Regions from separate parts of the Homo sapiens genome. Here region 1 is linked to region 2. A link is an interaction called in ENCODE POLR2A ChIA-PET data of the cell type or tissue named here. Cell type or tissue: GM12878. All regions are shown on one strand. Links, peaks and the distances in the headings refer to the core of each region. The heading gives the core; the rest is flanking DNA.

Region 1 (16,366 bases), core at 6,212-10,211, 210 kb before region 2:
GATCATATTATTTCCTCTGCTTAATCTCCTCCTCACTCGACCCTCCCCAACCAATGTCTTTAAATCTCACACAGAATCCAAAGTTCATACCATGGATTACAAGACTTTACGTGATTGAGATTTTTAAAGTGAGTGGATAGTGTCCTTTAGAGGGACAATTTCCTTTCACTCCACTTCAAAGTCAGAGGAGGGATCACTGGCCTCAGATACTTGAATTTCTTGCCAAATATCAAGAAAGTGCTTTTCAGAGAAAGAACTAAAGAGGTGGGAATGACCAAATACCATGAGGCTGACCTTAGGATCAAGTCCATATCATTAGTTCCAGGTACATATTACGACCTTGAACAAGGAACCTGTGCCAATAGCCGCTCTCAATATGCACTGTTAGTGCTCCTTGGGATGAAGACTGTGTCTGTGCATCTTTAAACCCCGAGAGCCTGGCACGGTCTCAGGATAAAATTGGAACTCAATACATGCTCATGGGATGGAATAATAAATGACAAAATCACACCTGTCTGTGACATGCCTGATCACACAGTGCTGTAACAGTGCCAAGTTATTTGTAGCCTCTTCTCCTAGTTACTCTCAGCCCACACTGAGCTGTTTAGAAGAGAACGGAGAGAGAGGGCCATTGTCAGAAAACAAGATACTTATTTCCTCTGCCAGGCATAGGCCAGAACTGTCATTAAATGCCCCTTTCCAAAACAGGGGGTCTAGTGAAAATTTTTGGCATTTGGTCTTCTGCTGTCTTCCCCCTGAAACTTTCCAGATGCGAACACCATGGTATAATTTCACATTCTGGTTCTGTAGACTATGTTACACAGCTCTCCCAGGAGCAGCAATTCTGAAGGTGTCAGTATTGTTAGGCCCACTGCAGACTAGAGAATTGAGTCTCAAAGAAAGGTCAGAGAACCCAAGTGGGGTCCCTAGCATGCTAGAGTGCAGATTTCCGACCTTTCAAACCTTGTGATACCCTGTTATTTGTTTACTTAGTATTCCTGTCCTTTCCTTACCTCCTCCCTGCATACAACTGTCCCCAAAAGTGGCTCATATCATGATACTTTTTCATGTTAATTTAATTTCACACTGTTTCTTGAGATAGCTGGTGATACCCTGTGCCTGAGCATCACAGAAGGTTTATAGGAGAAGGCATTAGACCTCATAACATCTGTCTGCCCTAATCTCTTCATCAAAGCTTTTAACAAGCTACCATCACAGACAATCCTTTCTCAATGGATGGAAAATATTTCCAGAACAATATTCAAGCACTCCATTTTCCTGTCAGAAAAGTAATTGTGGCTGGCTGATAAACCAGTATGAAAAATCAAATTTAAATGAACCAAATTTAAATTTATAAGAGCCTCATTTAACATGCAATTAATTTTATGCCTATAATAAAGAGACTAAAGCCTCTGGTCTCCCTGAGGAATTAAAGAGGCTGATAAGAGAATGCTAAATGCTGTGCCCCATGGAAATAGGGTAACATGATTCTCGAACACTGTCATCCTTTTGGTTGCATAATATTATATACAATACATTCTATTTCAGGGAAGCATTAATTTTACTAAAATTAATTTTTTTCTGAGTATTCATAGAAATGTGACCAAATGGTTAGGGCTGAAACATAGGCGGTTGGTTCCTGACTCCCTTTTTAAGTTCTTATTCTCTCCTTCATATTACGTCTTCAGTCTTTATAGCATTAGCGTCCAGTGTTTTTGTTTCTTCCCCCAAAACAGAGAATAATAGAAATGGTAGAGCTCAGCTATATTTTATGTTCCTTAAACTTTGTTCCAATTAGTAAAATGTTGAGCAAAGGCTTCATTTGCTAACCCCTTTATATTACTATTAAAACCAACATTTACATTAAGATGGGGTTGGGGCAGTCATTTATTTCTGATTTAAACCATTTTAATGAGTTTTATGTGTAATAAATGTACCTCTAGCTCACTATAAGCCTATTAAGTGATCCAAAATACATAAATATTAATTTGCATTGTTCAAGAAGAAAAACACTAACTGTTGGAAAGAAGCTGCTTTTTATTCTAAATTTTGCTTCTGGATATTGCCACATACAAGTCACTGTGAAGGTCATTCCTAAGTGTATATTTTCCTGTGAGAGTGATAATATTCCTGAAAAAGCTCTAAGACTTTTTTTATTGGGGGAAGTCAGCCTTTCATATATTTTTAAAACGTTCTAGAGTCAATTAACAATCATTGTATTCAACGCATTTTTGAAACTATTCCAATTCTATTTTTTTAAAGCAAATTCTTGAAAGAAACCAAACTTCAACTCTGAATAGTGCTCATATTTAGATTTTGGGGTTTGTTTCCTGCTTCTGCTCCCAGGATTGAAGGGCTCCCTCCAGAGGCTGCAGCTCGAGTATGTGGATGTGGTCTTTGCAAATCGACCGGACAGTAACACTCCCATGGAAGGTAAGTTAAGAAAGCTAATAAAATACTCTAGAAATCTTGATTCAGTTTGAGGGCTTATTCTGCTCACAGCAGGAAATGAATTGTATTCAGACTGATCAAACTGAATGTGAAAAATAAAAATGTTTCTGACTGATGCCTTTTGGCCTCAGCGTTTAACCCCAAAACCAATGCTCTGCGTGCTGCGTCTTCTTCTTTTAAAGCAGTTGAAGGCATTGGGCTCGTGGCTCCCGCTGGTTACAGTGCTCACCTTTTCCAGGTTCATTTCACTTTTGTGATTTCATCAACTAAAACAATAAAGTTAATTGGAAAGGGGCTTTATAACTCAGCCATCATCGCGTCACAGTAAATCCTTTGAGGGTCTTCCTATTTTATAATGGCTCTAAGTCTGATTAGTTTCCAGTCTGTGGTAGCAATGCTCAGTGGTGCCACCAGCAGGGATTCCACAGCAGTGACTGCTTCAAAATAAGATATCATTGCAGTTTGATTGTTGAGTCTCAAGGAGCTGCAACATTTTATCCCCCTTCTGTTATAACTGTTTGAGGACCACAGTTTAAGCTTCTCCCTGTGGAAGCTTTCAGAATGTTTCTAAAACCAGATTTTCTTCGATTTACATTTATTTACAGAACTTGCTAGGATGTTTGAGACAGAAGATAGTTTGAGAGGCTGAGGATGAATTAAAAAGAATGTTCCAGTTAACTGAAGTTTAAAATCATATGGATTATCACTTACCTGAGGTGATTGAGAATGAAGATATTTGAGAAAAAGAGCAAAAATGAATATTCTGGTTATTTGAACAGTATGATGTGGATTACCACTTTTAAAATAATTAGAATAGTTTGATTCACATGAGATTACATTGAAGGTAACTTTGTCCTTGATGATTCAAAAGGCAGGATCTTGTAATAAATCAGGCTCTGTAAAGAGTGGTTCTTGTTATAGGGTTATAGAAGGGTTATAGTAATGGAAAAGTATAAATGATTGACATATTATAAATTTTTCTGGGTTGTATTTCTGACCATAAAAAAGTTATGGAAATTATTTTCCTTGCCATTTGTCTCATTCTCAACTACAGAGAAATGTAAAATATATATAGTCTTATAACTAACTTTCTCCTACAGTTTTCTTCTTTCTTGAATCCGGGTAAAATTAGGAGTTTATTATAAAGCAGTATCAGCGTGGGAAATTTTCCATGGAAATGACATAAAACTGCATATTTTTTGTCAAAGCAAAGATTAGGTGTTTGAGAAAGCAAATCATAAGCATTTTATTAGTATAAGAAGTATTTATTGCAAGGATAATATGACGTTATTCAACTCTTTTTTTTATTTTTTATCTTATTTTTCCATAAGTTATTGGGGTACAGGTGGTAGTTGGTTACATGAGTAAGTGCTTTAGCGGTGATTTGTAAGATTTTGGTGCACTTATCACTAGAGCAGAATACACTGCACCATATTTGTAGTCTTATCCCTCACTCCTCTCCCACTCTTCCCCCCAAGTCCCCAAAGTCCACTGTAGCATGCTTATGTCTTTGTGTCCTCATAGCTTAGTTCTCACATATCGGTGAGAACACACAACGTTTGGTTTCCCATTCCTGGGTTACTTCACTTAGAATAATAGTCTCCAGTCTCATCCAGGTCACTGCAAATGCTGTTAATTCATTCCTTTTTATGGCTGAGTAGTATTCCATCATATATATATATATACACACACACACACACACACACACGCACACACACACACATATACACACACACACACATATATACACACACACATATATATATATCTCACAGTTTCTTTATCCACTCGTTGATTGATGGGCATTTGGGTTGGTTCCATGATTTTGCAATTGTGAATTGTGCTGCTGTAAACACGCGTGTTCTTTAAGGAATATTCACACTGTTTTCCATAGTGGCTGTACTAGTTTACGTTCCCACCAGCAGTGTAGAAATGTTCCAGTCAATTCTTAATGACACATTAAAACAGAGCACTAAAGTTATTTAGTCTGCAATAGTGTCAAGTAAAATGCCATTTAGTGGGGTCTATGAAAGACTGGAATTGCTTCACATTTTAAGTGCCTAGTGACTATTTTCCTCTTTTAGACAGTGTTCTTTGCAGTTATACCATGTACAGGATAGCAGAACATCTGAGATTTTTAAGAATTTTGTTCCCATCTTACCCCTACCTTTAATTTTAGGAATATATTGTAGGAGTCTCTCAAACAGAAAACATAATTTGCATTATATTTATAGAAGAAGGAGGAAATCCTCAATTAGGAGCCAAACTATGTGATACCAACAAGATAATGATGTCTCTTGTATCAATATTTATTACATGTTGAAATTTATTTTAAAAATCTTCAAAGTGTTTTAAAAAATAATTGCTGCTGCCCAGTGGAGTTCGTAACTGCAGCATTATTTAGCCTTTATGGGAATCAGAGAAAATTTACATTTTTCCTGAGTAGTTTCTTATATACAATTCCACAAAGCGGAATGGGAAGCTATTTTATCCTGAGTCATTTTCCAAGCTCAGAAGCATAATGAAGGGTGTCAAACAATGGAGATTCGCCACTTGTTGATAAGGTCAAGGCACATGGCATTTTGTAGCACAGCAGCAATCAACCACCTCATGCTGGAATGTTGCCTGCTCCCCCTCACTAGGAAGGGGAGACTCACCCCAGCAGGCCAATCAACCTCTGAGGCTTATTCTTCTGGGAGGACCCTGCAGGGACATTCCACAGGCAGCTCCTCATGCAGGACTTGTTCCAGATTGAAATAGCTTCCATGTGAGCTTTTCCTAGCTTTCAGAAAATGTTTATCCTCAAACTTAGTACACTCATTTGTTCCAAGGTGGGCCCACTGGAACAACCAGAGTTTGATATAAGTCTCTGGAAACACATCTATACATATAGTCTTTTCTACTTTACTGTACCGGGGGAAGGTACTGATCTGGGAAATAAAGAAGAAATAGGAAATAAAGAGACAGGACTGTCCGGTGGACTTGGGTACATTTGGCACCCTAAAAATGGGGGGAAAACAAGGTGCCTGTGTTAGTTCTGGATTCCATGTTGTTGAGAGTCACCTTTGCAACAATTTTGTAACTCATACAGTGTGTGTATGGGAATAAAGTTGTACATGTACAATGGGGGTATACCTTAGGAAGACTATCAGTGTTTCTAAAAACATTACAGAAGGCAAATGTTATTTATAATCAAATTACCCTTGAAAACACTACAGTAACTCTGTTAGTTAATGATATTCTATTGGCGTTAATTAATTATTCAATTTATTTTTCAAATGTGGTGAAAAAATCATCACCAGATAGTTGTCCAACCTTTTTTTTTCGGTAGTGGCAGAAAAATCCTTAATATCAAATGATACTACTTTTTTTCTTGTTTCAGCAACTCACGTTGGCTATTTTAGGTTCACTTGCATCCATTTCTGTTTAAGTGACACAACAGTGGTTGCCAAGTATATATTGTTGAGTATTTATATATTAAATCTACATTTATTAATACTATGGACCCTTAGCATTTGTAAATCATTTTTATTGATTTCAACTATTATTTGCCAACCCCATGGAGTCACAACCCACGCTGACATAATTCTGCTGAGGCACCTCTTTTAAACACAGGGGACGTAGCACTTTCAAATGAGTTCAGCCCAACCCAGTGCTTGCTCTTATTTGTCACTGATTACCAGGTAGCGCGGAGTACAAGAACTTGGGGACACTGAGAGTCTCCAGTCATAAACTATGCAAATGTCAAGGGTCATGTGTGTGCCCACAATGAGCATCGCTAAGATACATTTTAAACAACTTCCATTTAAATATTATTAAAATGCCAATTGTATTCATGTGGTTTCTACCATGAAATGATGTTAATCGGGAACATTTTAAAAATAAACCAAGACGAGCTTCATCCAGTTTCTACATATCATACAGCAACCATTTGAGCCAGAAAAAGATTAACTGCAGCATCTTTATAACATATTGGCATCATATATCTAATTAGTTTTTTCCTTCCCTTATTTCTTAGAAAATCAATAGACAAAAAGCGAGTCCTCTCAAAAGAATGGCTGTAAATTCCAAAGGTGCAATCAGTGGAGAAAGGGGTGAGAAACTTCATTCGCAATCTGCAACCCCATGGAATACAGTTAGACATTTTCAGGCTATGGGAAGATGTTCCTGACAATGGAGGGGAGCTTGTGTACTTTTTCCTCTGTCCCTCTTGTTTATTTTTTCTGGTTCACCTAGTAGTAAGTCATTTTTCTTTCACAGCATCTGCCATGCCATCTGTCTCTGCTACAATATCTGGCAACGATGGCATGTTTTCCAGTCCTAGAAAAAAATCAGCCCCACATCCCATTTCCTCCTTCTTATGGGTCTGTGTTCCTCCCAGTAGAGTCACTGACAGTTCTTTATGCTCTATGAAGCTCATATCCCTAATTCTGTCACTTCCACAAATCCCTAACCTGTATTTCAAAATCTTCTCTCGAGCTCATTAGACAAGAAAAAGTTCAGGCAATAGAGTCAGTCTGGACATGGATGGACACAGAGCATTTGTGTGTCCAAGGAGCCATATGAGGAGTTTTTTGGGTTTTTTTGTTTGTTTCTTTTGACTTTCTGTCATTCCCAAACACCAGGCTAATATCTCTACCTATACTCTTCTCACTGCTCCAGGAAGAACAGATTGAGCCTAACTGTGGTCATGAAAGGAAGGTATAAGCCTGTACCACTTGTAGACAACAGCAAGAAGAGGGGACACACTAACTTTTCGATCTGAAAATATGATTTTTAAATTAAATTAAATTTTAGTTAGTTTTTTATTTTAAAAACACTTGGATTTGAGTCCTTACTTTTCATATAGAGCTTGTTGCCAAGACTGATTATTCTTACAGAATTCCTGAGTCATTAAATATTATTTCCATGCTGATAACGGTTCCAGTTATTAATTTTTTCCTGCCAGCAGATCAGCACAGACATAAAGCAGCCCAGATGTCTCAATTTCAAATAAGAGAAGCAAGACCAAAGTTAGCTTCACTTATTCCCATAGTATCATCTTGTCAAATAACCCATTCCATAAGTATTTACTTCTTTCTAAGCCATCTTTTTTAGTGTTGTCATGTGAAAGCAGGCATCTATGGATATTCAGGGATTCAGGATATCCAATGACAACTTAGAAAATGCCAGAAAGCAAAAAACATTGCAGTATCCCAAATTTTCTACATTTTGACAGTTCCAAAATACTGGACCTAGATATTTAACTTCCAAAGTAAAAAGTTTTCAAAACCAAAATTAACCACCTAAAACCTAGAAACATCATTTAACCACAGTAGATCAGGCCTTCTGCCTCTATCTTTTATTATCTTCCCTGAAAGTTACCTTCAAGCCATTCGAAAAAACATGATATAGAAGGAAGAAATCTTCTGCAAATATTATCAGGGAGCTGTCCAATAGAAATATAATGCAAGCCACATATATATAATTTAAATTTTCTATTAGCTACATCATTAAAAAAGTAAAAAGAGAGAGGAACAACACATATCGGGGCCCGTTGTGGGGTGGGGGGCAAGGGGAGAGAGAGCATTAGGATAAATACCTAATTCATGCAGGGTATAAAGCCTAGATGACGGGTTGATGGGTGCAGCCAACCACCATGGCACATGTATACCTATGTAACAAACTTGCACGTCCTGCACATGTATTTCTGAACTTAAAGTAAAAAAAAAAAAGTAAAAAGAAACAGGTGAGGTTAGTTATTATATTTTATTTAATGTGATATATCAAAACTTACCACTTCAGCATGATCCATTAGTATCCAAAAGTTACTAATGGCATATATTACATTCTTTTTTTTCCCTACTAAGTCTTTGAAATCAGTTGTGTACACCCTAATTTGGAGCAACACATTTCAGCTGCTCAGTAGACAATTTTAATTAGGATCAGCCACATTTCAAGTGCTCAATAGCCACATGTGGCTAGTAGCTACTGTACTTGACCACGCAGGCTTATAAACCATATTCCCAGTCTGACAGAGCCGCAGACACATAGTAGGTGCTCAATAAATATTTATTGACTAGCTGGATGAATGACTGAGCAAGTGTTTGAGTGATTGAATGAATAAAGCTCCAAAGTTAAATAGCTCCAACTTCATTTTCCTCTACTTGAAAACCCATCTTGGTTTCCTAACCTCTATAAACATTCTAGTACCTGGTTCAACATATTTCAAGGAGATGTTGACAGGTTGCTGCCAAACAGCCCCAGGACACTTACATGCTGTTTCTCATCTACAATCACAGTAGCATCCAGATGCACTGCATCTCTCTTTAGAAATCTGATTGATATCTAAATGAGCAGAAATGAATAAAGGGACAATTTGGCAATACAGCTGCCCCCTGAGTATTACTGTATCAATTAAGATTATTTAATGCATTTCATTTATTACCCTGGCCAGGACGTTCCCAAGGCCTCTGGTGTACATCAGATCAATTTAACCCCCTGGTTTGAAAGCCCGGGACAGTTGAGTTTTCAAGAAATTAATTTGGAGAAAATGATTTTCATATCCAAGAAGATGAGCCAAACCCAGCCAAGCTTGTTGCAAAAAAAAAAAAAAAAAAGTGTTTCAATTTTAAAAAGCAGTTTTGTTTCCATTTTAACTGCAAATTCACCAAAAATTTTCCTGATACTTTAGGCCTATTTAGCTGATGTTTTGTCCTGTACAGACCAAAAAAATTGTGTCATAAAAAGACAAATTTATTTCATCCGTCCTAAGAAATGACAATGGGGGACAGTAGGGTTCACTTCAGGTTCTTTCCATCTCAAGTTCGTCTGTTTAGAAAATCTCATGTTTCTGTTCATAGTGGACCTCCTCATTGGAACAATATTTCTGCAGAGTGGACTAGGGCATTAGACAGACACAACTTCAAATTCTGGCTTTGCTACCTATCAGACTGTACACTTGGGAAAAGCTACTATCCTCACAGAGGCTCACTTTCCTCACCTGAAAACAGAGGAAACATAAAGCACCATCTGAATGAGTTAACAATGTGGTTACAGCACCTCACTCACAGCTGGGGCAAACAAACGTAAGCTCCATTTCTAGAATGCCCTAGGTAAGGCATGTAAAACTCTCCTTTCTCTGGATCTCTTCTCAGAGGTAATCATGGGAGAAGTCCAAGGCCCTGAAATTATAATATGATGAAAATCTAATGGAGATAGCCAAGCTGCAGGGCTGCACAGGATCTGTGATGAAGTCATGTAAGATTCAAGCCATGGAGTTGGCAGTGTAATTTTCTTATAGCCCTTTTTTTCCTCCTAAAATTTTGCTCTGAAACTCTTTATGCCCTTTAAGCTGATTTAATCATAAATTTTCCAGGGTTAATCTATTCAGCCTGAAAGGTGATCTTGTGCCTGTGACTTTATTTTCAAAGATGTCTCTAGAAAAAAAAAACAACTCAATAATAGGATTAACTCATTCATTCAGTTGATATTCACTGAATACTTACTATTTAAGCACTGTTTTGGGCACTTGGAGAAGCAGAAGTTAATAAACAAAAATCCTATCCTTAGAAAAATCACATTCTTGTTGGGGAGACAGACAAAAAGTTAGTAAGAAAGTTACATTAGATGGTGATAATAGAATGGAGAAACAAACTAATCATGGGAGGGGGCTAGGAAGTTATGGGGGTAGATTTTAGTTAGGATGACCTAATAGGAGGAAATGGTGGGCAGTGGGGAGGGGGTTTGGAAAATAGCTTGGACTCCTCCAAAATAGCAAAGGTATGGCATTAAGAGTCAGACCTCAATTCAAATCCTCTTTCTGTTACGAGCCAATTGATCTTAGGCAAGTTATTGAACTTCTCTTGTCCCTGGTTTTCTTATCTGTAGAACGTAGGTAATAATATCTGCTCTATAGGGTTATTGTGAGGATTATTTGAGATAATATACACAAAATGCTTAGGATGTTGCCTAGTAACTACTCGAAATTTAGAGCTACCATTTTTGTTATTATTACTGTTTGTATAGTACTGCTGTAATTTTTTTATGCAGGAAATTACCTTGATGCAATTGTAGTCTCCAGGTCTACTACCAGGTTATCCTAGAGGTCTCAAAGAAGAAGGCTAACACAACAAATTAAGATGCATGAGTCACATGGTTTATCAAATCAATTAAAACACATTATGAGAAGAAAGAGGGGAAGAGATAGGGACAGTTAAAATAATTACACTAGAATTCACGCAGGAGAAAGAACCCAGCTACTTAAATCTTGGGACACACAGTGCTCATGTGACCTGTTCTCTCTATCTACCACATTGACCTTCTCCGTGGTGTGATTATATAGGTCAAATCTGAGGTTTCAGCAAGGGGCTCAGCAAGGAAAAGATGCCCGGGTCAGTAGTATACTTGGAAAGACACAGGGACAAGCCCACCTGGCCATGACCTGTAGCTCATCATTTGGCCTGATGAACAGCTAAGGACTATTTGCATTCCTTGCACAGAGGATTTCTGTGGCTAGAATGGGGGTCACCAATGGGTGGCTGACTGAAGACTTAAGTTCTCATATTTTATGTATTTATATTTAGTATATTTCAAATGTTTGATGTCGTATGCATATGGATATGTTGTCAATATCACCTCTTTCCATTCCTCCCTCCTATCTGTGTTCAGCATGCACATTCTCTACTTTGTTGATGGCCACTATGACTCAGGGGTTACTAATCCACTTAGTTTTACCATGCTCATCATATAAATTCTGCCTATGTCTCACAAGCTACTTGCATCTCCACCCAGTTTCATTTATCCTCTTTCTTTGTTTCACTTTCTTTCTTGAGCAGAACTGAATAATCTTAAGTCATACAGCAAAGGCACATTACAGAGTTCACCACTCTCAGTTGTTGACATGTTGCCTCAGGTCCGGCAAATCTTCCAGGCCTGTTGAAAAATTTCCAGCATTAACAAGAGGCCCACAAAGTTCTGACTGTGGATCATTCTGATATGCATCTATAAGAACAGAGCCCCTGGTTAACAAATGATCTTTTCCAACTGGGTTCCATAGAAAGAACAAGAGCTTTAGAGAAATTACCTTTACTAGAACTACTGAGAAGTTAACAATTGCCAAGGCTGCAGAAAATATGTGAAGAGCTGGCTTTAAAGAAAACTATACTCCAGAAAAACAATTGTACTCATCTGGTGTTGTATTTTCCGCTTTCTTTGGAAATCAGTGATTCCCAACCTTATTCCATAAAGTCCTGGTTTGAAGGGAAGATTCTAAAGAAGGATATGCTTATATGCTATGCAGTTTACTTCCTCTATTTTCTCTCCTCCCTCCCCCACCTTTTTTTTCTTTCATGACATCTTTACTCAACAGCGAAGGCAGAAGAGATTCAATCTGTATCATTCAGTAAGTTAAAAAAGGAAAAACAAGGTGGGCCAAATGTTTGGGAGACTATTGTACCTTCTCACAACAAGTCTGTGGACTTCACCAAGCTCCAAAAGGATGCTTTTTTCTTCTTCTTCTTTTTCCCTTAAGTTGTTTTTAGTTAAGAAAAAAGAGAGAGAGAGAGGGAGAACAGAGAGTGCTTCTGCTCACCCCAGCTGTCAGGTGAAAAACAGAGCTGCTTAGTATTCTGGGGCTGTGGGTTTATGACTCATGTGCACTTCCTTCTGTGAGTTGTCATTTCTCTGAGAGATATTTGGAGTTGTGACAAAATTTAACTCCATATTCTGAGGGGATGTTGACTGGATCTCAGGAGAATTCATTTCTGTAAGTTCCTCGATCTGCTGCAGCAGATCTGCAGTGACATGCAGAGGACTTGGAGACTAACATGACTTAGCAGCAACACACTCTGAGGGTTTACTGGCATGCTGATTGAATGCAGTGAGCAGAGCCACCTGTGTCAGGGTAATCGAAAATTCTCAGACAGCCGGGGATAAACAAATACCCTCGAGTCTCTCTCTTACTTTCTGTACAAAAGGAAGTATTAATAATGAGAGTAAGTGGTTTTGTTAACCCCCCTCCTGAATATTTAATATGTGTCCTAAAAAAATATGAGGTCTGCAATCAGAAGGTGAGGGCGTTAGTCTTAGGTATATAAACTTGGCTGAGTTGCTCAGACCTTCAGCTTCTCAGTTTTTCATTTGTAAAATGGGAAGAATAAAAATATTCTAGCTATTTCCAAGATTGTTGTGAAGACAAAATGAGATAAGTGGAAACATGTTATAAATTGTAATTGTCCTGCACAAATATTTTGAGGTTGTTGTTGTTACATATGTTTACACTTTTAGGAATATATAAACCTTGGAAGATGTAATAATCAAAGTTTCAGCCAGACACCAAGAAACAATTGAAATGACATTTTAGAGTGAGATGCCAGTTCTCCATTTGTACTTTCAAATGAAGTGTGCAAGAGCTTGTTCCATAGCTCTTTCTTCCCCCAACTTTTTATTTTGAGAAATTAAAAACTTATAGAAATGGTGAAAGAATAAACACCCAATACTCTTCACCTACATTTACCAAATTGTGCCACATTTTGCCTTTGTTTTTCCCTCTCTTGTTCTTTGCCATTGTGACATTTCATTCATAAATATTTTCTCCAGTATCTCCTGAGAATAAGGCATTCTTCTATATGACCATAACACAATCATCATACTCAAGAATATTCAAGCCATATTCAAATTTTCTAAAATGTCCTTTATAGGATTTATTTGTTTTGCTTTTTTGGGGGGGGCATGAATCCTGCAGTACATTTAATTGTCATGACTGTTAAATTTTTTTATTTTATTCTATTTTAGATTCGGGGGTACATGTGCAGGTTTGTTACATGGGTATATTACATAATGCTGAGCTTTGGGCTTCTAGTGAACTGATCACCCAAATAGTGAACATTGTACCCAATAGGGAGTTTCTTAAGACTCACCACCCTGCCACCCTCCCCTCTTTTGGAGTCCCCATTGTCTAGTATTTCCATCTTCATGTCCTTGTGTAGCCCTTGTTTAGTTCCCCCTTACAAGTGAGAACATGACGTATTTGATTTTCTGATTCTATTTCACTTAGAATAATAGCCTCCAGCTCCGCCCATGTTGCTGCAAAGGACATGATTTCATTCTTTTTTCTGTCTGCATACTATTCCATAGTATTTTCCACACTGTTTTCCGAGGGCCCAGGAGGGTTGCTGCATCCCATTGCTGGTCCTGTTCAGGTTGATCACTCGATTCAAGTGATGTCTGCCAGGTTTCTCCCCTGTGACAGTACCTCTTTAACTTTATAACTAATAAATAACCTAGAATGTGATTATTTGAGACTATGTGAATAGCCTGTCCCCCACAACCTTGTTTTAGCACCCACCAAGGATCCCTGCCTGTGTCCGCTTTTATAAGGAGGGCTGTGAGACGGTGCTTTCCTGATTCCATCAGCTCCTCTTTCTTTAGGAGTTGGTTTTCTTCTACAAAGAGAAGCTTTCCCTTCTGCTCTTACCCTACTCTCTGTTCAGTGACTCTGGAGCTCCTCACTGGCTTCAAAAGTATAAAAGTTGAGAGAGGGGAGTAAAGGGGGTCTAGTGAGAAGGGCACGTATGAAGAAAACTGTGCTGTGAGCTCCATCCACCCCAGCATGGGAGAAGGCTGCCTCTTCATTGCCACCCTGGTTGGGATGGGGGTTTGAAGGCCATTCAGATGGTTTAAAACATTACCCCCATGACTGGGGAGCATAGTGGCCTAGGAGCTGATGCATGCCTGGAAAATCCAGGGGTAAAGAGGTGGGCTGACTATCTGTCTTGGTGGCACCACTGGGGGAGTGCTGACCTCCTGGGACTGGTAGGGAAGGTAGTTACAAATGTCTCCTGTGTGGGGTCTTCTTGAGTCCTGCCCTTCAGGGCCTCCTGGAGGATGAAGGCTGGAGGACAGGGATTTGAGGGAGAAAATAGAGAAACAGAGAAACCAAACATACCTGACACTCTTGTAGTCTTCTAGCCTAAACAGGTCCCAGCTTGGGCAGAGGAAAAGAGTTTGAGTTTGAAGTTTGATTGAGATTGTTGGAGGATGTGCTTATGACTTAAAATGACTTTAGGTCTCTGTATTACCATAGAATGAGCAGAAAAGATGTGGGACCAGTCTGAGTTTTCATCAAGGCCAAAGGATACTTGCTCTACTGAATGTTAAGGACCAGTAGGAGATTTAAAAAAATTAAGCTGAAGGATTACATTATCATTAGTTATGCTTGTTACACGTTTAAATACCTAAGTTTAAATCTGACTTAAATTACATGCACATGCCAAAAAAATTTAACTCTTAGTTTCAGAAACAAATTTGTTTACTTTATATGAAAATACCATTAAGTCCAATATAACTGGAAGTTTAGGAAAACCTTATGTGCTTAAGATTCGAGTCTCCATAAATTACAGAATAAAGCACTTGGCCCCCTGTATAAAATTCATACATTATACAAAGACATCCCTCATACTCCAGCACTACTTCACCCCACATACCCTCCTTGGGAATCTGAAAACTTTTGAGGTGTCACTTCAACTTTGGGAAGTAATTATTTGTTAATGTTCAAATAGTGGAAAATATTATATGCCACAAAAGCCTCAACCTCTGCAGTTTGGAATTTACCCATCATTTCTAAATGTATCCCCATGTTAAGTTTTATGTATTTGTTTTAAATTCAAAAGGGAAAGCGTGTGTTGTGTCTAGCTCCAGTGAAGCCAATCATACAAAATTGCTGATAATTAAATAAGATACTTTTAGACTTAAAATTTTGACAATCCAAATATAGTCAGCTCAGAATTTGCTTATTCAAGAAAACCATTTTGTTTGTTTTTAAGGGCCAGTGGATGGAACAGTTTGTACAGGGAAGCAGTAGGAAGGGAAAGAAAGCTTAGTGTTAACCAATATTCTTCTGTATTAAGGGCAAAAAGGAAAGCATTGTATCATCGCCTTTGAAACTAGAAGCAAGTTTGGTAATTAAACAAACCCAATAACCACTTTAAAATGAATGTTTTTATCTAATGAGATAGGAGATAAACCCATCTGACAAGAGAATTCACATAAAACTTAACAAAAAGCCAAAAAAGGGAGATAAAAAAAAAATAAAAAATGGGTAAGAGGAAAGAATGAAATTTTGTTTCTCTCATCCCTACTCTCTTCCTGAGCAGAGATCAAATGTTGCAAGACCCTGTCTCAAAAACCCTACGTAATGCATTTTAAATGTCACCATATAGTACTCAGATGACCCACAGAAGAACATGACATAGTATAAACACTCAGGTGCAAAACCTGGCCTTGTGCATTTATTCATATCCAACTAATATTTATTGAGTGTCTACTGTATACCACAGCATACATAGGATTTATTAGAGAACAACATAGACAAAGATCCCAGCCCCTGTTGGGCACATTCTTTCTGGCAGGAGAGATAAGAAACAATAATATAACAAAAAGTTAAATTGTATAGAATATTAGATGTTGATGGGTGCTATAAAAAAAAAAAAAAGAAAAACTAAAGCAGGGAAATTAGAATGGGAATGCTTAGGAAGTTGGAGTTGGCCATTGAGAAGGTAGGGTTTGAGCAAGGACTTGAAGAAGTCAGGTGAATAGCCATAAGAGAGATAAGGAGACTACTTCTGGCTGTAGAAACAGTGCAAAGGCCCTGAGATGGGAGCCTTCTGTCATGTTTGAGGAACGTCAAGGACATAGATGTGGCTGCAGCAGAGTAAGGAAGGGGGAAGGTAGAAGGAGACGAGTTTAGAGAAATAAGTGAGGCCAGATCTTTGGGCTCTCTGAATTTTTGACAAAAAAGTGACGTGACTTGACTTACATTTCAAAAGGATACCTCCTCCTTGGATTGAGAATACGTTATAGGGGCAGCCTTCTCAATAGCCAACTCCAGAGTCCTAAGCATTCCCTCCTTGGATTGAGAATACATTATAGGGGCAAA
Region 2 (16,366 bases), core at 5,300-9,299:
AGATGCTGAGGCTTCTTTTTTGCACACGAGATGAGCCTTGGAGAATTTCCAAATTCCAAATATACAGTTGAGAAACAACATTGAGTGTTGTGTTTTCGATTAAGAAAACAGAGTCTGGAACAGTGTAGGCACTCATCCTTAGTAGACGATGACATTGGATGGCAGAATTAAGCAGTTTTAAAAGAGCCTTGCACACTGTGGAGTACTGTTGTGGATAATTGAAATTATGGAGGTTGTGCAAATCTCTCTTTAGCAAACAAGATCACCACTAGTTTCATATTACATTCATTTTAAATTGAGCCAGAACAATTTTCTATTTATTTCCACCTGTCAAGAAGGGACACACTGCAAACCTTATTTTGGAGGCTACCTGCAGGTGCACATGTGACCAATGATTATTTCTAATTCTGAATTTATTGAAAGAGAGTGGAGGTGAAGAGGAAGAGGAAAGTTGCAAACCCTGAATCCATTATTAATTTTTTTCAGAGGACAGGGTTTTTTTCTTTTGGGATTAATGCTCACTGATAAAAGAGGGAGCTTTAGTTGCTTTAAGGCTTAAGGCTAGAGTGTTGTCATAGTTTTAGTTGCTGAGTGATTTTGATTGCTAATTGCCCTTAGAAGTCTATTTTTAAACTCTGTCCAAGGGACAATACCATTAGATGACTTCACAGAAACTCTATATAAAAGAGAAATGTATATTAATGATCATAAAAAGCATATACTGTTACAGTCCCTATATGACTTGCATAGTGAATTAGCTAAACTAGAGCAAGCTCCTGACTGAACTCTACTGGAGTAGTTAAATTAGCCAAGTTAGCTCTGGCGTGCACAGCTGTGATGATGTATGAACTAACTCATTATGTGTTATTGATAACACTGGAGAGAGGAGAACAGCTGAAACTTACTATGCCTTGTGACTTTTTGGTAGTTCTTGAATATACACAGCTGGATGAGTTTAAATTTATTTTAAAAATTTCTGCCTAAGAGAAAGACAGCTCCATAAGCAAGAACTGTGTTTGAAGTGACTTTCAAAATGTGTGCCTTGTGCTTTAGGATAAAGCAATCCAATGAATTATTTTTTGTACTTCTTTATGCTACTATTTACATATGAAATAAAACTAATTGGCTTCTGTCTATACTAACCCAGAGAAGTTACTGGATCTGTGTAGAGCTGTCATGGCAATCAATAGCAATCATTTATTTATTCCCTTTTTGGTTTTTCATCAATAAGCAGATTAGACTTTTTGAAGCAGCTGCCACCTGGCTTCAGGTTGGGGTCATTCTTTTCCTGATGTATTTATGGTAATGAAAATGAACCTTGTCAAAATGATTTATAACTTTTAAATCAGACAGTTGGAGGAAATAGCTTGTAAGGTTATGTGGCATTCCCTAAAAATAATTGCATGATACATTATATATTTTATCATTGAGTTGAATCCAAAGCTCTTACTTTTTATTGTAAGTAAGAAAAAAAAGGAATACAAGTTGAATATCCCTTATCCAAAATTCTTGGAGACCAGAAGTGTTTCAGATTTTGGATTTTGGAATATTTGCATAGTACCCCAGTTAAGCATCTGAAATCCGAAATGCTCCAGTGAGCATTTGGGTATCATCTTGGTGCTCAGAAAGTTTTGGGTTTGAAGCACTTCCGATTTTCAGATTTGGGGTGCTCAATTTATAGTAGTAACTCCATTCAGCATTTAAAATTTCATTCTGCACATAGTGGGCATGCAAAAAAAAAAATGCTGACTTTTGACTGATAACTCTGTTGTGTCCCTGTAAATCTATTTCCTATTATACTAGAATTATCCTATTATACTAGAATTTCTAGATCATAGATTTACAATCTACCATAAAGTAAAGATAAACTTCATAAGTTCTTCTGTGTATTTCTAATCATGGTCAGTGATCCTTAGTTTTATTCTGGGTTTGGGTGCTATTCCTAAAGGATAAAGCAGTATGTAGTCTATGCAAACCTTGACTACTCAAGGAATGCTACAAAAATACAGCCATTTGAGATTATGACTTTTTTCCCATGGTCTCTTTTATTTTTATCTCCTGATTTGAGACCACCAGATTCTGCATCCTTTGTCTGATGGTGATGATTCTGGATTGCATTTAAATTAGGACCTTAAGTCCTCTTAACCTTAGCCAACAACCTTTAATAATTATCAGTCTCCAATTTGTGAGTTGCAATTGTCTTTTTGTGGAAGGAAAACTTAGTACATGTGTATATCATTTTTTGCAAAGGAAAAAACATATTTCAAATTGCAAGATAATTATTTTGGCACAACTTGTATGGCTAGTTCAAATTGGACACTGTAAAAGTTTTGAAAGAAACTCACTTTGTAAAAGTAGGAGAGTTTCTCTTTTATAATAAGATTGGGGTCTTAAGGTAAAGTGAGTTCGAGAGATTTTGTATCTTTGAAAAAGACCACAGTGCTGAAGGTTAAGCCATTTTCCCTTTGATTCTGGGTTTGAAATAGGTGATAGCCTGAGATCTTGATTTTACCGCTACTTTGCAACACCTTAAACAGAAACTGTACAAGGAATAAAATACTTCTGAAGTTCACCATTTCTAGGAGCAAACAAGCCACATTTTAGATGTGAAGGAATTCCTTTTTTTTGAGACCAAGTTTCAGGCTGGAGTGCAGTGGCATAATCTCGGCTCCTGCAACCTCCGCCTCCTGGGTTCAAGCAATTCTCCTGCCTCAGCCTTCCTGAGTAGCTGAGATTACAGGCATGCGCCACCATGCCCAGCTAATTTTGTATTTTAGTAGAGACAGGGTTTCTCTATGTTGGTCAGGCTCGTCTCGAACTCCCGACCTCAGATGATCCACCTGCCTCGGCCTCACAAAGTGCTAGGATTACAGGCGTGAGCCACTGCGCCCAGTGATGTGAAGGAATTTCTTTAACAAAACTAAATAGGGCTTATTTTTATATTTATAGATTGTTTATGACAGTGCTTTCTAGGGACTGAGAATTATACCGTATACAGACTCACCCCAATTTAAAATTTCTTCCTTCAAACGTTAAACCTAATCCACCTCAATCCCTGACACAGTAACTGAAAGCTTCAAATTTTTGAGATTAATTCACTTGTTAATAGTGAATTTGAAATTACAAGTGGTAGGTTCTGAAATACATTTTGAAATTTTTGAAAATTAAGGATTTTATGTACAATAAATTCTGTTTGTAAAGATTTATATTCAGTCTGTGAAGAGGACAGTATTGCAGACTTGAGCTAAATATAATCAATTCTGTGATTAGGAACTCAAATTTTAGAAGTTGATGACGTTAGTAAACTTCTAATTGTCATTTGTGAAACTTCCAATTTTCCTTGCTGACTTAGCTAGTTACTGTTACTAAGGCAAGCATTGAAGAGAGTTAACTAAGCATTCCTATTTGCCGTTTCCACACAACAAAATGTGTCTGTCTCCTGGATCTTTCTCTGCTCTATGCTGTTTACTTACTGGTAACACCCACTTGACAAGTAAAGAACCTTTGCATGGTCATCACAATGAAAGGATAAGTTCTTACAAGAGTGAGAATGCTAGAGCAACTATTCCTTTTCACCTTCTACAGAAACCAGTGACTTTCGAGTATGTGTACCACAAAAAGTTGTGTAAGGAGTGTATTGAGAATCTCCCATGACTAAGTTGTCTGAGGAAGAGTTCAGTAAATTTGTATTCTTCATGCAAATTGAAGTCCTCTGTTTTGGTGCTATTGCCTCTGAGTATAAGGAAGGATTTGTGAGTAATCTTATGTTGAAACATAGTACTTCTGGTAATGATTAGAAAATATGTTTAGACCACACTTACAAGAATTTCTCTTTATTACATTAGCTTTTCTTTTTGAATTAATTGAAGAATTCTTAAATTGTCCCACTTATACGACATAGCCAAAGAGTTTGGATGATCATCTTTGGTCTAAATTTTCACTAGCACTTGAACAGTCAGTGAAGAATGGCAAGGGTGAGGACCAAAGGGTGAACTTTGCTTGCAGTAGTGCATGTGCTTTCAGAATCTTGCATGCACCCTGTGATCTTCACAGTTCCTGCAGCTGATCAAGGTGTAGAGAGGGCAAATGGCACAAAATACTCTAAATAATTTCCTGCTGTGGTTGGTCTTTGGTTTCTGAGTGTCACCTGGCTTAGCTCTTTCATTACCAGGCATTTAGAGAGTAAAAATTAGCACAGGATAAACACTGGGTTTGCCTTCTAAGGTTTAATTACTCATCCTAATAAAAGAAAGACATCCTTGAATCTGTGCAGAGTATGTGAAACAGAGTCAGGGTAAAGTATGTGAAACAGAAGGAACTTTGCTTGCTTGCTTTCTGACATTTGGATTATCCAAATGCTGGCAGACATCAGAAGCATTATGTAAAGTGTTCTACAAATTTGTTACTCAGAAATAATTTCGACTCTCTTAACTAATTGATAAAATTGAATCTATCATAGAAACTTGGCTTTGTAGAATCCAACTCCCTCAGAAAAAGTTACCAATTTAAGACGATGTTTGAAAGGTTTTGTTATAGCTTATAAAACCTAGACAATAAAAAGACTCTCTGTCTTTTCTCTAGGAAGTCTTTTTCTCTAGCAATTTGTTTAAAGAACTATCAGAGTGATGAATTCTCTATATATAGGTTGCTTGTATGCATTCAAATCTCTAGTCTGCTGAAAGCTGTTTACTCTTCTCTGGGTTCTTAGCATCAAATACGTAATAAGTCACCAATGAGTATATTTCTGATTCTTTCATTGATCAGTTAGTTCATCTGGACTAATTGGGGAAAAAGCCAAAGCTAAATAATAGAAAATTCTGAGTAAAAACCTTTTTATGGGTATCATTTGTAATTTAAAAGTCAAAGCAGAAATAAATTAAGCTAATAGTTTATATCTTACTAGGCATTAGAAAATATTTTTATGATAACTATAACTAGTAGTTATGTGTAAATGAGTGCTGAATTGAGGTATTTGAAAGCAACTTATTTTTAAGTAATTTTATCATTTACATATAGTATTATATTTATGTAGAAAAAATTATAAAAACGTTTATTTTATCCCTTTTTAAGGGATGTCAAAGTCTATATTCAAAAAATTGAATTAACCACTATTTGTGCCTTGAATACATGGGAGGCATTTTTTATTGTTTACTTTGAGATAAGATAGAAACCTCTCAGTTTTAAAAATATTTTTCTTAACAGAGGGGATATCTACTCTTTATAAAAATCAGTGATTGCATAATTTAAGGTAGTATAAGGCATGCTACCAATTTATAAAAACTAACCTGTGCCTTCTATCCCAGCTGTTCTTACAGAAATTAAGTTTCACTTTCTCATCAGGCTATGGTTGAGAAGTATGTCTCATTTATAGTGCCTTCTGTGATCTTAGGACATGTGACTAAACTTGAATAAAAGTTAAGGCTGTATGACATTTCTGGTACCTTCATGATGCAAAATTTAATCCCACACTACCATAAATAGATGGCAGTGAGATCTTCTGATCTCATAAGTGTAATTTTTATTTATGAAAGATTTTAGACTTATCCACATTTTATTGGAAAGTGTTTTTGTGTTCTTTGCTTTGATCTGTAGTTGTGTAATAGAAAACAAACAACAAAAAAGCCAGCATAACAATATTTTAGTAGGTTCTTTTCCTTAAGTAGATACTGTAATTTGCTTTTAGTGGTTGCATTGGGGCCGGTGGACTTCATTGTATGGTATTATTTATTAGGGGTTTAGCAAACATCTAGATGTATTCAAATGGCTATGTCTTAGTATCAGTGTGTTTTGAGAATAAACTGTGTTATGTTTGTTTAGCTCCCCACATGCTTTTGGAGAATATACAATTAAAAAGCTTAAAAACAGATAATCTTTTTCATTTAGGAAACTTACCTGCCTCTCTTCATTTCACTGGGTTCACTTCTAGAATGACTTTTAAGACTACAGATGTCTAACGATTTATGAATCAGACATGAGGTTTGGCACACAGATAAATGTGATTTCAGACAGCATCCTTCTCACTAACTTGCTGCCTTCTTGGAATAAGAATTTCCAAGATGTCTCAGGAGGTACCAAGGGAGCAGCAACAAGGCCTAATGATCACTTCTTCAAGAATTTATCCCAAGAAATGCATTGTATCTTAAGTTGGGGAACACTTTTACCTACTCAAAAATCTTTTGAGGTATTCAGATAAATCCATGATCTGAGTTTTATGTTAATAGTTTTACAGTGTCATAGTGTGGTAATTAAGTGTAGAATTTTAACCTCTGAGGCTGGGCGCAGTGGCTCACGCCTGTAATCTTAGCTTTTTGGAAGGCTGAGGCAGAAGAATTGCTTGAGACCAGCCCAGGCAACATGGCGAAACCTTGTCTCTACAGAAAAATACAAAAATTAGCTGAGTGTGGTGGATCATGCCTATAGTCACAGCTACTGGGGATGCTGAGGTGGGAGGGTAGTTTAAGCAAGGGAGTTTGAGGTGGCAGTGAGCCTAGTTGGCACTATTGTACTCCAGCCTGGGTGACAGAAGACCCTATCTCAAAAAAAAAAAAAAAAAAAAAAAAACTGAAAGAAAAATAAATTTAATCTCTGGTGAGTATTAAAAGATGTTGCTTTGGATGTAAGCATTTATGAATAAGTTTTATTGCCGCCCCCCCCCGCAATAAGTAGCCCTGTGCTACTTATTTGAGGCAGTGTTAGCAAAAATCTTAAGTAGCAACAGAATAAACAATAGTTTTGCTTCTAAAGAAGAAAGTTACGAATACATAGTTTTCTGAAGTTTAATAACTACACTGTTTTCACAAAATGTGTTGGTATTGTGTATGCCATGGCTTTGATTCTCATCACCTTGTAACACATTTGAAGGGATATAAGCTGCCAGATATTCCAGCATTGCTAAATGAGTCCTGGAAATATCAAAGCCAGGTATCAAAAGCCAGCTATATTTTGTTCGCCAGTGAAATTTCTTTAGCAGCGGCAAACATATCCCATCTGCTGTGCCTGTCTCAAGCCAGTAGCGGAACCTCAAGTACTCTCCACATTGCATTTAATCTTTATCTTTCTATCATTATGACCCTCCGTGTTGGGAGATATTTTCACTTTACATCATAATAATAAAATAAAAGGACACTACTAATTGTGTATGGTGAGTCTAGCTGATTAGGGTGTGTGTTAATTAGTTTGAGGTCACAGGCTTATCCTTGGAGAAACCAGTTAGCTCTTACAGGCAGGAAGCCAAGGTTCTGAAGTCTAACCGATCTGGTTAAAACTGTACAGAGTAGGATTCAGAAAACTTTGTATTTAATCAACCTATGCCAAAGTCTGAGTTCTATGTTTTATTTCTATCACCTTCCCACTTAAACCTGCTGTACGTCTGGTAATTTGTCTTGTTAATAGCACCATTATCCAACCACCCAGACCAGAAACATGGGACACATCCTAGACTCTTTTCACTCTCTTCTGCCCCACGTGTAATTATCCTTCATGCAGTTAAATTCTAACTCTTAAATACTTCAGCTCATTCCTACATTGCCTCCTTAGTCCTCTTTCATCATATGTCTCTTGTGCAGTTCTAATAACTATACATGGCTGTTCATAGAATAATATTGATAAATATCCTAATATTTAGCAGTTGAATGGTTTTTCTCTACCTGTCCACTGCCAAAAATAAATAAGTAAATCATTCTTCTATACCACTACAACTGGAGTGACCTTTATAAAGGCAAGTCTGGACTTTGTTGTAAATTCACTGGTGTTTCCTACTGCCCATAGAATCAAGACCTAACTTCTTAACACAGTAAACAAAGCTCTTCATTATCTGGCCCAAGCCAACTTATCCAGTCCAGTTTTATCCCTTATCTCTCATAGATACATATACCCTAACCTCCCACATGAACTGGGTGTGCCTCTTGCACACTATTCTTGTGTGCCTTGTTTGGTTAGCTTCTACACATGGAGTCACTCCGCATGTGGTGTCCTGCCTCCCATTGTTTGCCTGGTAGCTGGACCTGGCTCACATTTTATCCACTCTGGAACAACTCCCTTGACCACCTTTCTTGACACCTTTTCCAGCAGAGGTAAGCCATCTGCTTCTGACCACCTTTGTGCCACACTTCACACTATGCTGCAAGGTTTCCTTTTCCCACTAGATTGGTGCTCTGTGTCATTTTGCCTTTTTCATTTTCTTATGGCCAAAGCAGAGCCCAGTACCAAATTAATGTGTCTACTTTAAATTACTTTGCTTTTTTTTTGGTCTCATTTTCTTCTTGGTTACAAACACTTTATAAACAGAGAAACTGCCTAAAATGGTTACACTCTTTACTGAGCTCCCAAATGTATAAACCCAAGAGCTATTTATCTGAGAAAGAAGTCGTGTTCTTACTATTTTCTGTTTCATTTAGCATCTTTTTCTTTTTTAGTTTTGGTTTGCATTCCAACTGTTTATTATTCATGTCATAGGTCCTTTTTACTTTCTTTTCAGGATCTTAAATACTAAGATATTAGTATACTTATTAAAGAAATATGTGCGGCATACTTTCTGACTTAATGTGGGTGTTGGTGCTCTATGCATTGGTAATGTATGTCGGAAAATGTTGGCTTAATTGGTATGTGCAGATATTTGTTGAATAAGAGGAGAACCATTGTTATAAAGCATCTAAATTATGAGAATGGGCGTCCTTTTCAGCATTTTAAATTAGTGTTGTATATGGATTCTTATAGTGGGATGTGTGGTGGTGAGATGTGGAAAAACAGAATTGTTAATATTTCAGCGGTTCAAGTTCATTCTTCCCTTAATAGCAAAAATCAGCAGTCTGTTCACAAGGTTTTGTTTTCTTCTGGTTCATGATAGGGCTGTATCTTAGATAAAACAATACTGATGGATTTAGCCATCTGATACAAATAGCAAGATATAAATCCTACTGTACAGTGGCTATTACCCATACTCTTTTTTGGCTGTCCCTCAGTAGAGATGCCTTTAGACCAGATGGGGTTTTCATCCACAAGGATTATTGCACCTTGCTTTTACAGAGACACCCCCAATCTCTAGCACTGTCTCTCTTGCTCAGTTTCCAACATCCTGTATTTACTGCTTTGACTCTAACTTCATCTGCTCAATACTGTAAATTCCTAACCTTATATCTTAAGGCTCTGACACCCTGGACTTAAACGTCCACAGTTTGTTGCCTGAAGTCTCTCACATTGCTTGTTTTACCCCCTTATAGGAATTTACAGGTTCCCATTTCCTCATCTCTCAGATACCCCTGTTTAGAAGGTCTCCTTTTCCAACTAGTACCAATCCTGTCTCCACCCGTCTTTCAAGAAGCAAAGTGCTTGGAGACCTCTTTTTCCTTGTTCTTACAGCTCTTTACTTACAGTGATATTTCCTGTTATTTAAACTGCTTCTAAGATTCTTCTTCTTGCAGAAAGCTATCTTGGATTGATAAAGTAAAACCTCTTAATTTTCCTGACCTTTATCCATTACTGGATGCCAATAACCACCTCCTCTCCCATATTGCTGCATGTTTATTCTTTGTCTCTTATTTCCTGAATGTACTTGCCACTGGTGAATTTAGATAGGCAGATGTACTGCTTCTTTGGCTTACATTTTGTTAGTTATTCCTTTCTTAACGCCCCTGGAAGACAGGGACTACATCTGTTTAATTCTTCGTGTATTGCCCAGTAGAGCCCACCATCACGATTATCATACATAGATGACTCATAATTGCTTTCTGATAATAGGAAGCAATAGTTTGATAAAGAAGAATGTGGTGGCTGTTGAACATTTGGCACCCATATTGCACACATTTATGCTGATGCAGATTGTGGAGAAAAAAACCTCTTGGCTTTAGATTTTTAAAGCATTCCCTGTTTAAGGGAGAGCAGGTGGTAAAATTAATCTTACAAAAAGATAATTTAATGTTTTTCAAATTTATGATTTTTGTCTCTGTCAAGTTTAGAAAAAGCATATTGAAAATCAAATAGAGCTAAAACAGTACTTTGATACATCAATCCAAAGAACAGTTGATTGTAGTAAATTAGGATTTGTCGTAGAAACTTCATAATGCCCAAAGGACTGACATGCACAGAGAATGTAGCAAAAGCTGCAGTTGTAGATGTCTTTCTCATGCAAATCATTATCTATGAAGTCTCAGTAATACAGGCTTAAACAGAAATTGCTAGAGTGATGTCCAGAATAAAATCTGACACTAAACAGCAAAAAGCATTGGCTGTTTATATTATAATGCATGTTAACATAATGACTGCTGTTCTAAGAACTCCTTAAAGGAAATACTGAGGATTTGTGACTCATAATTGGGAACAGTTGCTGGGCGATAAGCTTAAAGGGGGAAAAATATGTTTAGAAACTTGAAACAATCTTAACAGGGAGAAAGTTTTTTATCTCACTTCCCAATCATAACATCAGATTCTCCTAAAGTTAATGAAAATTGCTTAAGGCAACTTGATATGAAGTTTAATTTAGGCATAGGAGTTCCAGTTTACAGGACTTTTTTTGTTTTTTTGTTTTGTCGTGTTTGTTTCACTTTTTAGGATTTCCCAGAAACATTTTTCTATTTGAATTAAATATTCCTACTTACCATAAATCATTTTAAAACAGTGGCCAAATATTATTTTAAACTACATTATATTATCTTATTTCATACTTAATTAATATTATATGTTGTTTTTGAGACCATATCCAACTAGTTAGTACTCTTACTAAGCAAGAAGTTTGGGGTTTATTGGCAAGATCTTTAGGAATTTTAAAGGAGTATACTGCTTTTTTGTAAGTTCCATACTTTTTGGCTTCATCAGTTGGTTATATGGTTGTTTTTTCAGTGTAGAACCTGATTCATAAATTGTGAACATTGGGATAGAGGATGGCAAATATTTGTATAATCTGTTTTTCAAATATTTGTCTGCAGAATCTTTTGTGCACAGAATACCTGTTAATAGTTTTTGAAACAAGTATTCTAAGAGCAGATTTTGGAAAATGTGCTAGCTAGCAAAACCCGTAGATCAAATTTTTTTTTTTAGACAGTTTCACTCTTTTTGCCTAGGCTGGAGTGCAGTGGTGCAACCACAGATCAAATTTAATATCCTTTTCAAAATCCTAATTTACAGCAAGGAAATAAGTTAATTATTGGGAAAATCTGTCTCAACACCTAGACTTCACATGTACCAGTCTTTCTGAATGCCTGTAGATCTAGAGTATTTCCTGTGTTGTAGACATCCATTTAGAAATCTGTGGTACACTATGCTACAATATCTGTGCTGTTATCATATATTTAATTTTTTATATTTTCTTATAGTAACTTTCAAACATACACAAAAAAGAAAAGAGAGAAGAGTATAATGACCATTATGCCAGTTATTTGAAATAATGGTTCAAATGTTTCAAACTCTAGGTGAAGTTCCATAAAAGAGGAAACACAAATGTTTTTATTGGACTACCTTTTATAAATTATTAAATGAGTCTGATTCATATAGTGGGACTTCCCTCCAACAGTATGGAGACATTTGTAAAGGAATGATTCAGCAGCAGTCGACCAGATAATAAGATGACCAAAATATTCTCAAAGCTAAACCTCATAATAATCCAAACTTTTTTTTTCTTCATGTTTTGCCAACATTTTTCAACCCACAGGATAAAAGATAATATTGATGTTGGGTGGATTAATACTGGCTTTATCCGGATTCATTTTATTTTTCCCTTCTTTTATTCTGTCTTTGATCAGGCAATACTGTGTATTCCTGTATTGGCTCAAGTAAACTGATGGCCTCTGAAAAAAAGGTCAAGCTTGAAGAGAAATTTTCTGTCTATGTTTAGTTTCTACATATAGCATCATAGTAAAACTGACTCCCTGATTGGCTGAGGCCAGCCCACTGTAGAGTGGAGGGTGGGCTTATTTTGATTGGGTTAGGCCAGTGGTGCTGTGGGGTTAAATCAATCTTACTATAATTCCATGGCCTAGAAATTTTGGTCTTGATTAGAAAGGGCATGTAGGAAATGGATGCTGTGGAAACAACCGGCAATAAATATGCTTTTACTCCAAGTAAAGCAAGTTTTGAAAATTCTACAACAGGCTATGCTATGTATTTTTAATGTCCAATGATATTTTTAGATATTTCTGTTTTACAAATTTATTAACAGGTTTTTGGGTTTTTTTTGTTTTTGTTTTTTTTTAGAGGACAAGAATTTTGGGCAGATTTGAATGCCATGAACGTGTATGAAACAACTGAATTTGACCAACTACGAAGGCTGTCCACACCACCCTCTAGCAATGTCAACTCTATTTACCACACAGTCTGGAAATTCTTCTGTAGGGACCACTTTGGATGGAGAGAGTATCCCGAGGTATTTACAGATTCTTTGTTGACAAGTACATTTTTCAAATTTATTTTTTTCTTCCTGTATTCTTTTATTCTTTCTTTACAACAATGACTAGGCAGAACTATGCATATAATCAAACAGCTTATGAATATAAAATTGAGTCTCATTGATACAAGAAAACTTTTCTCTTTTTCTTAAAATTTATTTCTTTCCATTAATTTGAAATCCAAAGATAGCATACCACTATTATCAGATAAATAAAATGCTTTCCACAGAATCTTGCATTATAGAGATGAAATATTTTGACCTGTTGCCGCCTGTGGAGTAATTTTCACGACATGAGAATTGGTATAACTTTTGATTATATCTGGCTCTTGGGCTTATGGAGATTGGATCAAGTGTTACACTTAGCATTTTAGAAGCCCAATGGAAACAATCACTCATGTCTCTGGAAGAAGTACTTGAAAATGTTTATTGAGCTGTGGTCAGGGAAATCAGTTATTTACAATTTTCTCCTATGTGCACTTGCATCCTTAGTCTGAGACAGTGATAATAGCCCTTCAGTCTCAAAGCAAGGTTTTAAAATGATGATGGTTTACTTTGCTTCTGAATGACAATTCTGAGTCATTTAAACAACCTCAAATGGACTTTAGAGATTAATTTCACATTCCAAAGATCTGACTTTTTCAATTTAAGTTCATTTCCAGCATTACAAAAGGGGGGAACAACTTATCTACCTTACTTTTATTTTTAAAGACAATAGCAAAAGAAAAAAACCTAGTATGTTAATTATTGTTAAACACAATATTAAACTAAGTAAGTTTAAGTAATCACTAGTATCTACCTTCCAAAGAGAATACAAGGCTGTTTAAAATGTACTCTCAGAATACTTGGTAATCACTAGTTATCTACCTTCCAAATAGAATACAAGGCTGTTTAAAATGTACTCTCAGAATACTCAGACTGTTCCTGTGTTTTTCCTCTGAGAAGTTTTTTGGGTTTAGAGCTTGAACTTTATATACCACCACCTTTTCAAATTTTATTTATTTATTTATTTATTTATTTTGAGAGAGAGGTCTTGCTCTGTTGCCCAGGCTGGAGTACAGTGGCACAATCATAGCTCACTATAATCTTGAACTCCTGGGCTCAAGCAGTGCTCCTGCCTCAGCCTCCCAAATAGCTGGGACTACAGGTGCATGCCACCATACTCAACTAATTTTTATTTTTTATTTTTTGTGGAGACAGGATCTTGCGATGTTGCCCAGTCTAGTCTCGAACTCCTGGCCTCAAACAATCCTCCTTTCTCTGCCTCCCAAAGCGTGGGGAGTGGCTCACAGGCGTGAGCCACTGATACTGGCCAACATCACTATCTTTAATTCCTCTTTTGAAAACTCCCTTAAGAAATATGAACGAAAACTCTCTATGATATTATTAAGGCTCAAAATAGAATAAAATAGTTCCCTGGGCCCCACATGTTTTGTAAGGTGGAAATCCATGCCTTATGAACAGGGAGCATCTTTCCACCCTACATACTTGGAAGGGAAAAAAAATCTTAGCATATAAAGGGAGTTATTTAGACTCACTGTACTTTATTGAAATTCCTGTGAGGTTAACTTTTGCCTTTGGTTAATTTTCATTTTTAACCATGATTATTAACTTTCCTTTTTTTTTTTTTTTTTGTTCTGTTTTCTCCTCCATAGTCTGTCATTCGATTGATTGAAGAAGCCAACTCTCGGGGTCTGAAAGAGGTTCGATTTATGATGTGGAATAACCACTACATCCTCCACAATTCATTCTTCAGGAGAGAGATAAAAAGGAGACCCCTCTTCCGCTCCTGTTTTATACTGCTTCCATATTTACAGTAAGTGTCGAGTATGAAGTTGCAATATTTACTCTCATTTTATGTAAATGCATTCCTGAATACTAGAGATAAAAAATAAATAAGAGTCTACCTTGGTTAGTACTCCTAGAATGTGAAATTCCAAATTAGTCTTTGGATTTTAATTCCTCAACAAATTGAGTGTAAATAAGCTACAATAAATCCAGTTACACTAGAAGAATGAGTAACTTATTGGATTTTTTAGAGTTAACATTTTTCCACAACTAAATATAATTGTGTCTGGAATGAGTCACAGAACTTGCATTTACCTCCTTCATGGAAGATTTTTTCCTTCCATGAAACTACTTTCAAGATGAGACCCTTCTATGTTACAGGACAACTTAGCCAAACTGCCGGGGCAAGTGAGGAGAGTCCTACAAGGTGATTTCTTGTTTTCCTTTTACTTGAGGGAATTTGAATGGGGAAAGTTCACCTTTTCAAATAATTTACATTCTCATTTGCTAGGTAAGCCACCTCTTCTTGTGATACTCACTAAAATTACTTGTCATACTTACTAAGAATACAGTTTCTTAATGTAAGGTTAGGACTGAACTCACTCTTCTGAATTGTAGGTGAGCTTTTCTTCCATTTTGCCAAGAGTTGTTTCTTCCTTTGGTCTCCAGACAACCCAGTGGCACATCTTTATAGATACCAAAAGGTGGGGCACATTACCATTCACATGGCCACCTTTGAAAATTAGTATCTCTAGGGAAATCATTATCTACTCCAGTCAGATATGCTATTTTTAGAGACTGATTTTGAAAATGGTATAGGTTTACTTGGTTTTATGAACTTTAGAAGTCTAGCGTAATGGTTGGTTTTTTTGTGCTGATCTTTGAGGAAAAGATACCATTTTTATATTCCTACTGTTTTTATTTTAGCTCAAACTGTTTTCCCTAAGTTGTTATGAGAAAATCTTAGTGATTCTAATCCCATGTTTGGAAGGGGAACAGTAAAAACAAAATACAAATAAAAATCCCTGAAATGATCAGTATCCAAAAGAAATTTGTAGTAAGATTAATCTTAGAAATATATATTGGATTGGGTTAAGTGTGTTCTTTCTTCTAAGTGCCCGTTAGAAAAATTTTACCTTGTAGGGTTTCTTAAAAAATTAGAACTAGTAAAAATGCCATTTCTGTGATTTTACTAGCACAGCTGGAGATAGTGTCAGTGTCCAGTAGTTAGGAATATATTGTCCTCCTGGTGAGATAGTAGAACCCATTAGTGAGACCAGCAGCTTGGCATGCTGAGCCAATCAAGCAAGATAGAACTTCTGTGTGAGGGTAAGAATGCAAGTTCTGCATTGTTGGAAAGTTTCGGTGAATGGTGAAAATGCGTCTGTTTTTATCTCATGATAAGTAATTATGGAATATGCCCTCTTTTTTTTTTTTTTTTGAAGCTTAGGCTTGTTTTGTAAAAGTATGAACTATAAAGATAATATAAGCAGCAATACAATTAATGCCACAAATATGCCTTCATTATACAGGCATATCTTGTTTTATGGTGCTTTGCTTTATTGTACTTCACAGATAATTGTGTTTTTTACAAATTGAAGGTCTGTGGCAGCACTAGGTCAAGCCAAATCTATTAGTGCTGTATTTTCAACAGCATGCGCTCATTTTGTGTCTCTGAATCATATTTCGGGTATTCTTCGGATATTTCAGGTGTTTCATTATTATTGTATCTGTTATGGTGATCTGACCGGTGATCTTTATGTTACATTTGTTTTGGGGTGCCAAGAACAGCACCCACATAAGACGGCAGAGTGTTCAAGTGAAAGGAAGAGTTACACATCTCTAAGTCAAAAGCCAGAAATGATTAAGCTTAGTGGGGAAGGCATGTTGAAAGCTGAGATAAGCCAAAAGCTAGGCCTCTTGTGCCTTAACATTAGCCAAGTTGTGAATACAAAGGAAAAGTTCTTGAAGGAAATTAAAAGTGCTACTCTGGTAAGCACACGAATTATAAGAAAGTAAAACAGCCTTCTTGCTAATATAGAGAAAGTTTTAGTGATCTGGATAAAAGATCAAACCAGCTACAACATTCCCTTAAGCCAAAGCCTAATCCGGAGCAAGGCCCTAACTTTTTTCAGTTCTTTCAAGGCCGAGAGAGGTGAGGAAGCTGCAGAAGAAAGTTTAAACCTAACAGAGGTTGGTTCATGA

Evidence for each region. ChIA-PET counts read pairs that join two places held together with the same protein. Peaks named below come from ENCODE experiments on the same cell type or tissue, not always from the same donor. Only the 100,000 strongest peaks of a DNase experiment are listed, where the experiment ranks them.
Region 1: POLR2A ChIA-PET joins it to region 2 with 5 read pairs; 5 of 35 experiments call an interaction of 5 or more read pairs at or near these places.

What each region holds. Positions count from the first base shown.
Region 1 is chr3:156,472,388-156,488,753 of GRCh38, forward strand. KCNAB1 (potassium voltage-gated channel subfamily A regulatory beta subunit 1) reads left to right here. Exons shown (of 14, transcript NM_172160.3): 8 at 2,347-2,433. Among named protein-coding and RNA genes, the nearest start is that of KCNAB1-AS1, 34 kb to the left of the region's middle. RefSeq lists enhancers at 10,675-11,874, 11,108-11,367, 11,398-11,487. In GM12878, for the core only: no CTCF peak of the experiment used is centred there; no DNase peak of the experiment used is centred there.
Region 2 is chr3:156,681,837-156,698,202 of GRCh38, forward strand. TIPARP (TCDD inducible poly(ADP-ribose) polymerase) reads left to right here. Exons shown (of 6, transcript NM_015508.5): 3 at 12,184-12,352; 4 at 14,029-14,189. Among named protein-coding and RNA genes, the nearest start is that of TIPARP-AS1, 14 kb to the left of the region's middle. In GM12878, for the core only: no CTCF peak of the experiment used is centred there; no DNase peak of the experiment used is centred there; H3K4me3 peaks cover 907 bases; H3K27ac peaks cover 1,099 bases.